Regions from separate parts of the Mus musculus genome. Here region 2 is linked to region 1. Evidence: chromatin loops called from intact Hi-C (ENCODE). Cell type or tissue: heart. All regions are shown on one strand. Links, peaks and the distances in the headings refer to the core of each region. The heading gives the core; the rest is flanking DNA. Region 1 has its middle 100 kb from the start of Gm35690. Region 2 holds the start of Gm23748 (a small nucleolar RNA gene).

What was found. A loop is a pair of places that touch in the nucleus more often than their neighbours do. Peaks named below come from ENCODE experiments on the same cell type or tissue, not always from the same donor. Only the 100,000 strongest peaks of a DNase experiment are listed, where the experiment ranks them.
Region 2: a loop joins it to region 1, with 34 times the contacts of the local background. A loop is called at or near these places in 6 of 42 quality-filtered maps.

The regions. Positions count from the first base shown.
Region 1 is chr9:82,641,165-82,646,553 of GRCm38, forward strand. No RefSeq gene overlaps it. Among named protein-coding and RNA genes, the nearest start is that of Gm35690, 100 kb to the left of the region's middle. In heart, for the core only: a CTCF peak has its summit at 2,929 (motif pointing left); no DNase peak of the experiment used is centred there.
Region 2 is chr9:82,245,091-82,250,479 of GRCm38, forward strand. It overlaps Gm23748 (a small nucleolar RNA gene), which reads left to right and starts at 2,758; the gene lies at 2,758-2,888. It overlaps Gm35548 (a long non-coding RNA gene), which reads right to left. Exons shown (of 3, transcript XR_379658.2): 3 at 4,841-5,047. In heart, for the core only: a CTCF peak has its summit at 2,780 (motif pointing right); no DNase peak of the experiment used is centred there.

The DNA.
Region 1 (5,389 bases), core at 105-5,104:
TGATGACCTAGGGCCTGTCCCTGGGAACCCACAAGCAGGAAGGAAAGAACTGACTCTCGTAAGTTGTTCTTGAGCATCTCCTCTCTCTCTCTCTCTCTCTCTCTCTCTCTCTCTCTCTCTCTCTCTCTCTCTCTCTCTCTCTCTCTCACACACACACACACACACACACACACACATAAATAAATGTAATTTAAATTTTTAAAAAATCTAAGAACTCAGCTCACAGAATGTAGGGCAAGTTACTTTACCTTCTAAAACGGTAGTTCTCAACCTGTGGGCCACAACAATCTCTTTGGGGTTACATATCAGATATCCTGTATATCAGATATTTATAATACAGTTTGCAACAGTCACAATGTTACAGTTATGAAGTAGCAACAAAAATCATTTTATGGTTAGGGTCATCACAGCATGAGGGACTGTATTAAAAGGTCACAGTTTTAGGAAAATTGAGAACCACTAATACAAGCCATCTTGCTGGCCCATAAACATGCTTGTTAAAGCTTCAAGCATTTTTTTATTTAGCATTTATGTATCTATCACCCTGCACTAAGCTCAAGACCAAGTGGATCAAACGCCTCATTGTAAAACTGCTATACACTAACTCTAAAAGAACTGAATGTGGGGAATAGCTTTGAACTCATTGGTACAGGAGATAACTTCCTGAACAGAGCACCCATGGCTCAGGTTCTAAGAGCAACAATTGACAAAGGGGACCTCCTGAAACTGAAAGCATCTCTAAGGCAAAGGACACCGTCAGTAGGACAAAATGACAGTCTACAGATTAGGAAAGGATTTTCACCATCCCTACATCTGGCAGAGAACTTCAAGCATTTTTAAATAATGTTGTACTAAACCAAACTGAAAATTTCAAGTAGCAATGAAGCCAAGTCATTACTGACCACATACAAAGAGCAAAAGATGATGGGTGACACTTAGACCAACAGTCAGACTAACCTAAAATATCTCCTAGAGTCAGGCTGGGTGTGTGGTATATAATGATGAAAGACACTAAGGTTTGTGTAGACAGGGGAAAAAAAAAAGAATTCACTGCCAATGCCCAGTGTTAAATACACCTACCTTATTACTAACACAATGCAGAATGAATGGAGCGGGCAAATGAATCACATTGGAGAATTCAACTTTGTAACAGATAGATGGTTGATAGCAATCTAAGAGAAATATTTTAAGTTTTCATTAAATAAAGATGACAGTTGTTTTGATATGACGAAACCAGCAAGGTCATCTTTACAAGTGACCTTCTTTGCTAGGATTGAAAGTAGTTGATGAATAAAATATTTTAGAATATAAACGGTAAAGCCAACTTATTTTCTTTTCACCTTATTAGTTAGTGAATAATACCCTCAGTTTATGATACAAAGATATAATTTGACATACAATTTCATGTACTACAAACAAAGTTATTTTTAATAAAAAGGAATTAAATAATGCTATCCTACATTTGAGCAAGTTAGGAATGCTCATATGAGTTATTTCAAAGTGGCCAGAGAAAGAAAGTTGGGTTCTGCAATCCAGTGTTCCACACTCTCATTTTTAAATCTGGAATGTATTGACTTTCCATTAGCAGGCAGAGACCTAGTTAGTACATTGCCAGATATAATAGATAGGAATGCACACCAGGTACTTTATTGTGCATGGATGAACTCACTTATAGCCAGAGATGTGCCTGAGCAGAACACAGGAGATATATCCCCAGAGAGTAACTTCAGGGTCTTGATTATTGTTACAGTATTTCCTATCCAGCCCACTTTTCAACGCCATGATTGCAGCTGACTGTGCTAACACACCTAGGTCTTTTTTGTTGTTGTTGTTTTGTCATTGAAAAAGTCAATAATATGACTGGGTTCGTTAATATATAAGCATTCTTTCTTTCTTCCCTGAAGTTCACCAAAGTATAGGAGTGTTTTCCTTTCATTAACAGGGATTGGGGGACCTTATGTAAGAAACCACATGGAGAGACTGCCTTTAGACTCTCAGGCTCATACTCTTAGCCTCATTTGTTTCTTGGCTATCTTAATCTTAGCTGAATAACAAAGGTAGTTGACTACCAGTTATAATACTGAAGTTTCTAAGACAGAAGTATGGTGTGAAATAAGCCAGAATGCGGCCAGATCAGCCCACCACTCATTCATTGGCATGACCATCATCTGCTGCTTCATATTAGTAAGATCCAAGCTGTGTTGCATTTATAAACCTCAGTATCTCCCTCCCAAGCATTGATATATGTACAGCATATGTGTGAAAATACATGGGCATGTGTACACATTTATTGTAACAGAAGATAACAATTTATGTTTGTTTTTTTCTTAATTCAAGTTTATTCTTTTATGATTTTTGTGCATGTGTACCATGCATTCCGGGCACACTCATCTCTTCCTCTCCTTACACACCTTTAAGACCCTCAGCCTCCCCTCCCTCCCTCCCACCATGTCCCCATCTCAGCTTCATGGGTTTTGTGGTGTTGTTTTTGTTTTGTGGAAAACACTAATGAAAACTAAACATTTATACCTTTGTGTTAAATTCATATCATATGGTGTAAAAGTGGCATATATTTGAAAGAAAGGCCTGAGGAAGAGGAGTGATAAAGTCAAAAGAAGGCAACAGACTAAAGCATGAACGGGTGCATATCTGTAACTCTAGTACTTGTTAAGCTGAGGCAGGAAAGTCATGAGTTTGAGACCAGCCTGAGATACATAGTAAGATCCAGTCTAGCTTGGGCTATATAGTGAGACCCTGCCTGAGAAGAAAAAAGAAAAAAAACAGGGAAAATGGTGAAACAACTAAGAAGAACTAAGATTACAATTGGAATAGTGTATGGCTACGTTTTCCTTTATACTAGACAGATACTTTCCTAAAATTAGGACAACATTTGGGTTTATTTCATTCCCCTCTATTGAAATAAAGCAATGCCCTCTAGTGGCCAACTTTAAAGTAAAATTCAGCATACAAAGTCAATCTAATTGAACTCTAAAAAGATACAGGAGTGTTGCCTCACTGGATGAATATGGTGAAGAATGACCCATGAATGACAAGAATAAATGCACCACTACATCTGAACAGACATCACCAGGAGGAAGCAGCCTTAGTATTGAAGCCTATGTTCCTCCCCTGTTAAACAGCTCTCACCCAGCTGCGCACAACAGAGGGTAAACCCAATTTCAACTTCACTTGCTTCACACCAGTCTTACACATGTCCCTTCTGAGTTCTGATATCTGCTTAAAATAAATAAGAGTTTGTGTTTAAATAATAAGTAGAAAATACAAAAAAAAATGCCAGCAATCCTTCTCATTTTTTAAATTAAGAATTTTCTTCATTTACATTTCCAATGCTATCCCAAAAGTCCCCCATACCCTCCACCCCCACCCACTCTCCTACCCACCCACTCCCACTTCTTGGCCCTGGCGTTACCCTGTACTGAGGCATATAAAGTTTGCAAGACCAAGGAGCCTCTCTTGCCAATGATGGCTGACTAGGCCATCTTCTGATACATATGCAGCTAGAGACATGAGCTCTGGGGGGTACTAATTAGTTCATATTGTTGTTCCACCTATAGGGTTGCAGACCCCTTCAGCTCCTTGGGTACTTTCTCTAGCTCCTCCATTGGGGGTTCTGTGATCCATCCACTTCTGTGTTTGCTAGGCCCCGGCATAGCCTTACAAGAGACAGCAGTATCTGGGTCCTTTCAGCAAAGTCTTCCTAGTGTATGCAATGGTGTCAGCATTTGGAGGCTGATTATGGGATGGTTCCCCAGGTATGGCAGTCTCTAGATGGTCCAGCCTTTGGTTTCAGCTCCAAACTTTGTCTCAATAACTCATTCCATGGGTGTTTTGTTCCCAAATCTAAGAAGGGGCAAAGTGTCCACACTTTGTTCTTCATTCTTATTGAGTTTCATGTGTTTTGCAAATTGTATCTTGCATCTTGGGTATTCTAAGTTTCTGGGCTAATATCCACTTATCAGTGAGTACATACCATGTAAGTTCTTTTGTGATTGGGTTACCTCACTCAGGATGATGCCCTCCAGGTCCATCCATTTGCCTAGGAATTTCATAAATTCATTCTTTTTAATAGCTGAGTAGGACTCCATTGTGTAAATGTACCACTTTTGTTTTGTTTTGTTTTGTTTTGTTTTGTTTTGTTTTGTTTGTTTTTCAAGACAGGGTTTCTCTGTGTAGCCCTGGCTGTCCTGGCACTCACTTTGTAGACCAGGCTGGCCTTGAACTCAGAAATCCGCCTGCCTCTGCCTCCCAAGTGCTGTGATTAAAGGCGTGTGCCACCACGCCCGGCAATGTACCACATTTTGAGTATCCATTCCTCTGTTTAGAGTCATCTGGGTTCTCTAGAGCTGGTGGCTATTATTAATTAGGCTGCTATAAACATAGTGGAGCATGTGTCCTTCTTACCAGTTGAAACATATTCTGGATATAAGCCCAGGAGAGGTATTGTGGGATCCTCCGGTAGTACTATGTCCAATTTTCTGAGGAACTGCCAGACTGATTTCGAGAGTGGTTGTACAAGCTTGCAATCCCACCAACAATGGAGGAGTGTTCCTCTTTCTCCACATCCTTGCCAGCATCTGCTGTCACCTGAATTTTTGATCTTGGACATTCTGACTGGTGTGAGGTGGAATCTCCGGGTTGTTTTGATTTGCATTTCCCTGATGATTAAGGATGCTGAACACTTATGCAGGTGCTTCTCAGCCATTTGGTATTCCTCAGGTGAGAATTCTTTGTTTAGCTCTGAGCCCCATTTTTTAATGGGGTTATTTGATTTTCTGGAGTCCACCTTCTTGAGATTTTTATATATATTGGTTATTAGTCCCCTATCTGATTTAGGATAGGTAAAGATCCTTTCTCAATCTGTTGGTGGCCTTTTTGTCTTATTGACAGTATCTTTTGCCTTACAGAAGCTTTGCAAATTTATGAGGTCCCATTTGTCGATTCTCGGTCTTACAGCACAAGCCATTGCTTTTCTATTCAGGAATTTTTCCCATGTGTCGATAACTTTGAGGCTTTTCCCCACTTTCTCCTCTATAAGTTTCACTGTCTCTGGTTTTATGTGGAGTTCCTTGATCCACTTAGATTTGACCTTAGTACAAGGAGATAGAAATGGATCAATTTGCATTCTTCTACATGATAACAACCAGTTGTGCCAGCACCATTTGTTGAAAATGCTGTCTTTCTTCCACTGGATGGTTTTAGCTCTCTTGTCAAAGATCAAGTGACCATAGGTGTGTGGGTTCATTTCTGGGTCTTCATTTCTGTTCCATTGGTCTACTTGTCTGTCACTATACCAGTACCATGCAATTTTTATCACAATTGCTCTGTAGTACAGCTTTAGGTCAGGCATGGTGATTCCACCAGAAGTTCT
Region 2 (5,389 bases), core at 147-5,146, 400 kb before region 1:
GAACAAATGGGGGCCCCCAAAGGGGGGCTTGGTCATCCCTGGGGCTGAAGGGAGGAGAGGGAAGGGGAAGAGGGGGCATTGGGTGGTTCCTACGCAGATGAGAGTCCTTGGTCTGGTCCATGGCTGGAGCACAGAAAGGCCTTCCACCAGGAGGTTAGATGTGGCTTGTTAGGGGAAAGCCTATCCTATTGTTCAGCATGGTGGGCCTTGATGAGCACAGACAGTCTATGGTTTTAGAGCCTTATTGTAGACAGGCAGAGAGAGAGAAGGTAGAAAGTGGGAGAGAGGCTGGTCATGGCCACATGGAAAGGGGAAAGGGAGAGAGAGAGAGAGAGAGAGAGAGAGAGAGAGAGAGAGAGAGAGAGAAGGCTAGAGAGGAGAGTAAGAAATGTGAGAGCTTAAAGAGAACTAGGAGGGGCCAAGCAGCCCATTTATAGTGGGCTGGGCTATGAGGTAACTGGCTATAGTCAGGTAACTGTGGGGGTGGAGTCTTGCTGGAATGCCAGAAGCTTGGGACATTGTCTGTGTGACTTATAGTCACAGAATTAATGAAGTTGGGGGTTCTGTGGTGTCAGGTACCTGTCTCTGGGAAAGTGGCTCGCTGTTCTGTCTCTTGTAGAGTTTCCTACTGGGTCACTGGAGCAAGCCTCATTCAACCAAAATAGGCTTCTTTTCAGGGGTCCACACATAGGGAAGTCGGAAGACCATGTGATTCCTATGATTCAAACTCAGATCATCAGACTAGAGCCTTTACACACTGATCCATCTTTCCTGTCTGTATCTGCTTCCTTCTTGAAGCCTGAAAACCCTTGGCTTGATAACACAATACCTATCCAATTTGTCTTGTTTTTCCGCACATTTGATTGTTAGAAATCAAATTCTATTACTCAGAAATCTAAATACATTTTTAGATTCACTGTTCTAATAGATGAATTCATGGATAACTCAAGGACATAGGGAGGGGAATTATACAAGGCAAAATTATTCTTGCTCATACAAAATCCTTATAAGGAGAATGAACATCAGTGGAGGGAACTGGAAATCACTGGTATCTTACTTGTTTGAGCTTAGAAGGAAGCAGTGGAGCTATGGAGACCAGAGGAATTCCTACGTCCTAGGAAGACTGATTTTCTGTTGCTATGGAAATAAAGCAATCAGAATTTATTTTTAACATGATAAGTAAATGACATCTTTTTAGTCACAAAAATTAACCACTGAAGACAGATTTAAATCTTCTTAATCAACTGGTAAGACTTGGCTTTGGCAAACATGGCTTTCTAAAGCAAGCAAAGGCATGGTGGTCCTTCTGAGTCAGTGGTTCTCAGCCTTCCTTAATGCTGAGGCCCTTTAATAAAGGGCCTCATGTTGTGGTGACCCCCAGCCATAAAAGTCTTTCATTGATACTTCACAACTATAATTTTGCTAGTGATATAAATTGTAATGTAAATATCTAATATACAGGATATATGGTATGTAACCCCATACAAAAGGTCATTTGACACCAAAGGGGTGGTGACCCACAGGTTGAGAACCACTTAAATTAAATCTGAGTTCTTAATGAGTAGTAGTCACATCAAATAGTCATGATATTAGCTATAATGAGAAATCATTCAAGTGTCCAAAATTCTGCTATTCTTCTTAGAGGAATTATACTTAACAGGCATAGCTTGCCTGCTTGAGGAAAAAACAGTAAGGCACTGAGTTTCTGTGTGTTTGTGTGTGAGTGCATGCATGCATGTGTGGATGCATGTGTGTCTGTGTATGTATGTGTTTGTGTTGTTACTATACTCTTTATAAGGTTATATTTTTTTTATATCTATTGTTCCCAGACATTCACAGCCCACAGTCTTTAACAGGGCTTTCAAAGATGCAGATACATACATGGAGTGAATGAATATTTTTTAACCTAATTCCCTATCCCCTCTTTCACTGTTGCTTAAAAAATTCCTGAATATTTGGGAATATGCCACACTTAAGAGCTATATAAGCAGGCTGGAGAGATGGCTCAGAGGTTAAGTGTTCTTCCAGAGGTCCTGAGTTCAATTCCCAGCAACCACATGGTGGCTCACAACCATCTGTAATAGGATCTGATTCCCTTTTCTGGCATGTCTGAAGAGAGCAATGGTGTACTCATATACATAAAATAAGTAAATCTTTTTAAAAAGGAACTACATAATCAGTTATCAAAATAGCTTCACATGTTAATTTTTATAGAATTGCACCAAGATTTCATCTTTGAAACTATTTGAATTTTTCTTCAAAGATGATGGTATTTCCTCAGACTATCATAATCTGTCTAATCTACAGTGTTTACCAGATCAACCCCCCCACACACACACATGCTTTTAATACATTATTCTCCACAGAAACTTGTGTACCTGTGGCACCTGACCAAATACTAACATGCTTTTAATGATTATTCCCATCACCAAAACTTTATTCAGTAGTAGTATTTTTTATTACCTTTAAATTATATCTCAATCTATTAAAAAGAAAAAATATTAGGAAAGAGTACAGTCAAAAGGAGTGGATATTTAAGGTTTAGATGAATGCTTTGAACACTGGCTACTGAATGTCATATTCACACCAGCAGTCCCTAGATATCTATACGATGGATAGCTGCAGCATCCATAGCAGCTTACAAACTTCGGCTGTGTATATAATGATGACATTTCAATAGCAAGTACTGAATATATACTTTAAATACTAAATGTGACTTTAATTTGATGAAATTGGAAAGGTTCAAAAACCATAAGCACTGCCCCTAGTGGCAGTGAAATATGGCTGCTGTGTCACTTGTGTGTCAGTAGGTGGCAGAGAGGAGAGAGGTTATGTCTACCCTAAGTGATCTGACTTACGAACATCTGAATTATTAGCAGCCTAACATTACCTGAAAAAAAAGTGAGCCTGCATGATCACCAGTCCAGTTCCAGGTGGCCTGGACAGGGAGCCAACCAGCAACAACTACCAGCCCAGAATCAGGTACTCCTAGATGGGCTCCCAGGGCAGCGAGCAAACCAGAGACTAGTAGAATCTTGCCTGAGACCATAGACGTGGACAGAAGACCAAGACAGTTGGGTCTTAAGTGGGGCCACTTAGGAAGGCATGCTGAGCAAGGAACAAGCCTGAGATGACCACCAAACTGGTACCATGGGCCCCAGAGAGGGAACTAGCCTGAGATGATGACCCAGTCATTTGCCATGCAGGCCTGGAGTTACAGACCATGCCTGAGATGTTCCCTGCTCAGCACCACAAAGAAGGTACAAATCATAGTACTCCTGAGACTACTCCTGAGATGACCCCAGATGTTCAGAGACTCCGGGCACCTCTAAGAGGAACACGTGGCATAGTAGAGCTGATCCTGGTGATGGGAGCATAGGCAAGTCAGCCTTTTGAGTGTGAGTGTGGGAGAGGGGTTGTCACTTGTCTGCCATGAAGCAACATGGGCAAGAGAGAAATCCCCCCTCTTTTTCCCCTTGCCATCTACAAGACTTTAGAAGGCTGGAGAGCTGACCCCAAGGTCATCAGAGCTGGACAATGTGCACATACCCATACCTGCTGCAGCACTGGGTAGAGCAGGCCCTGCACCTTACTTGGGCAGCACAGTAGAGCTGGGTCTGATGGAAGTGGTATGATGAACCTGTCTGAGTGTGTGTGAGAGGGGGAGAGCTGACAAGCTGATGAGCTGACAGGCTCAGATGCAAGGCTTTGAATTGTCCCTCTCCAACATTCACTCCATCAGTGAACTGCTGGAGTGCATGAAGGGACTGGTCTTACAGATCCAAAACTTCAGGATTTCTATGACACAGGGCAACAACAGGATATTCAAGAGGAGTCCCAGTGAGGTTCCAGTACTGATAATACAGCAGAAGCTGGAGGCCTCATACCAGATCAACGAGTCATTGCAACGAACATTTGCAAGCAAAGACGTGTGGACAAAGGCGTGTACTGTGGTATACACTGTGACACACTACAGCTTCCACAACCAGATTTTTACCTCTGTTGTGGGGCAGGTTGCAAGGCTGTCAGGTGATTACTAGGGAAGCAGGAGGATGAGTGGGACTGGGGTAGATGCTGTGAAATTCATGAAGAACCAATACAATGTTTATAAAAATTTTTAAATGAGAGAAAAAGTGAGGGATGTGATTAAAACTCATATCATTGTTAATACATGGATTAAGATATCATAATGAAACTTACTACTGTCTAAATTATTATGTTGAGAAATTCTAAAAATGTCTTGAAAACATAAAATACTATAAGCTAAACTATCAGATAGAAATAACATGGAAGTTGTGAGAAGGGTCAGAGTTAAAGCAACTTACAGGTCATAGGTTATTTAGGAGGAAGAGAGATAGACTGGGTAGTTTGTCAAATCAATCTCTGTTAAAACATTCAAGGGAAACCAGCAAGTAAAGTACACATGATGTATAACTTCCATCCCTGGGTGGGAGGAGAAGAAAATCTGGAAGCTGAAAAGGAGGAAAGAAGAAAAAAGTATGCTGAAGCCAGCTCAGGCTCTGGGCTCATGAGAGCTGCTATAAATATCTCTAAACATCCATCCCCAAAGCCTTGTGCTGTTGTGTGAATTCTGCCATGGGCTACTGTTTACAGCAGAGAAGTAGTAGGCAAATGGCAAAACTTTGGGATTTTGCTTCAGAGGGCTTGGATTGTTACCAATTTGTTAGGACTTCACACTTGTGTAGATTTCTTGTGTAAATCAGAATTATTAGTACAAAGAAAAACAGCAAAATATGGTTCATTGATTGATATTTGTATATAATCAACATGTCACTGTGCCAAAAGTCAAATTTAAGGATATTATTTTAAAATATAATAATGATTTCACTGTGAAAAGACAATAATCAAATGCTGGTGCTTGTGTGCCACATGTGCACTGGAGTCTGTAAAAGCCAAAAGAGAGGACTGGATTCATAGAGCTGAAAGTACAGGACTTGTGAGTCATCTGAGCTGGATTCTAGAAAATGATCGCAGGGCCTCTGAAAGAATAGCAAGTATTGACCTTGGAGTCCTGTACCCAAACTTCCTGTAAATGAGAATTATATAAGTTAATGGAAGAAATATATTGGAGCACTAAGACATTTCTTTCAGAAGATAATATATTATAATGGCAAATGATCATATTGATGTGAATAATTGTGCTGAGTGGTCTAATAGACATACACAGAACATTAGTATAGTAACAAAAATACAAATAATTTTGAATCCATGTCAAATATTTATTAAGTGATCCTAAAAGTAATTCCAAACAGCAAGGAATTGGTTTATATACCCCACATCCAAATCATTGCCTTAAAAAGAAAAGAAAAGAAAAGAAAAGAAAAGAAAAGAAAAGAAAAGAGAGAGAGAGAGATAAGATTAAAGTATA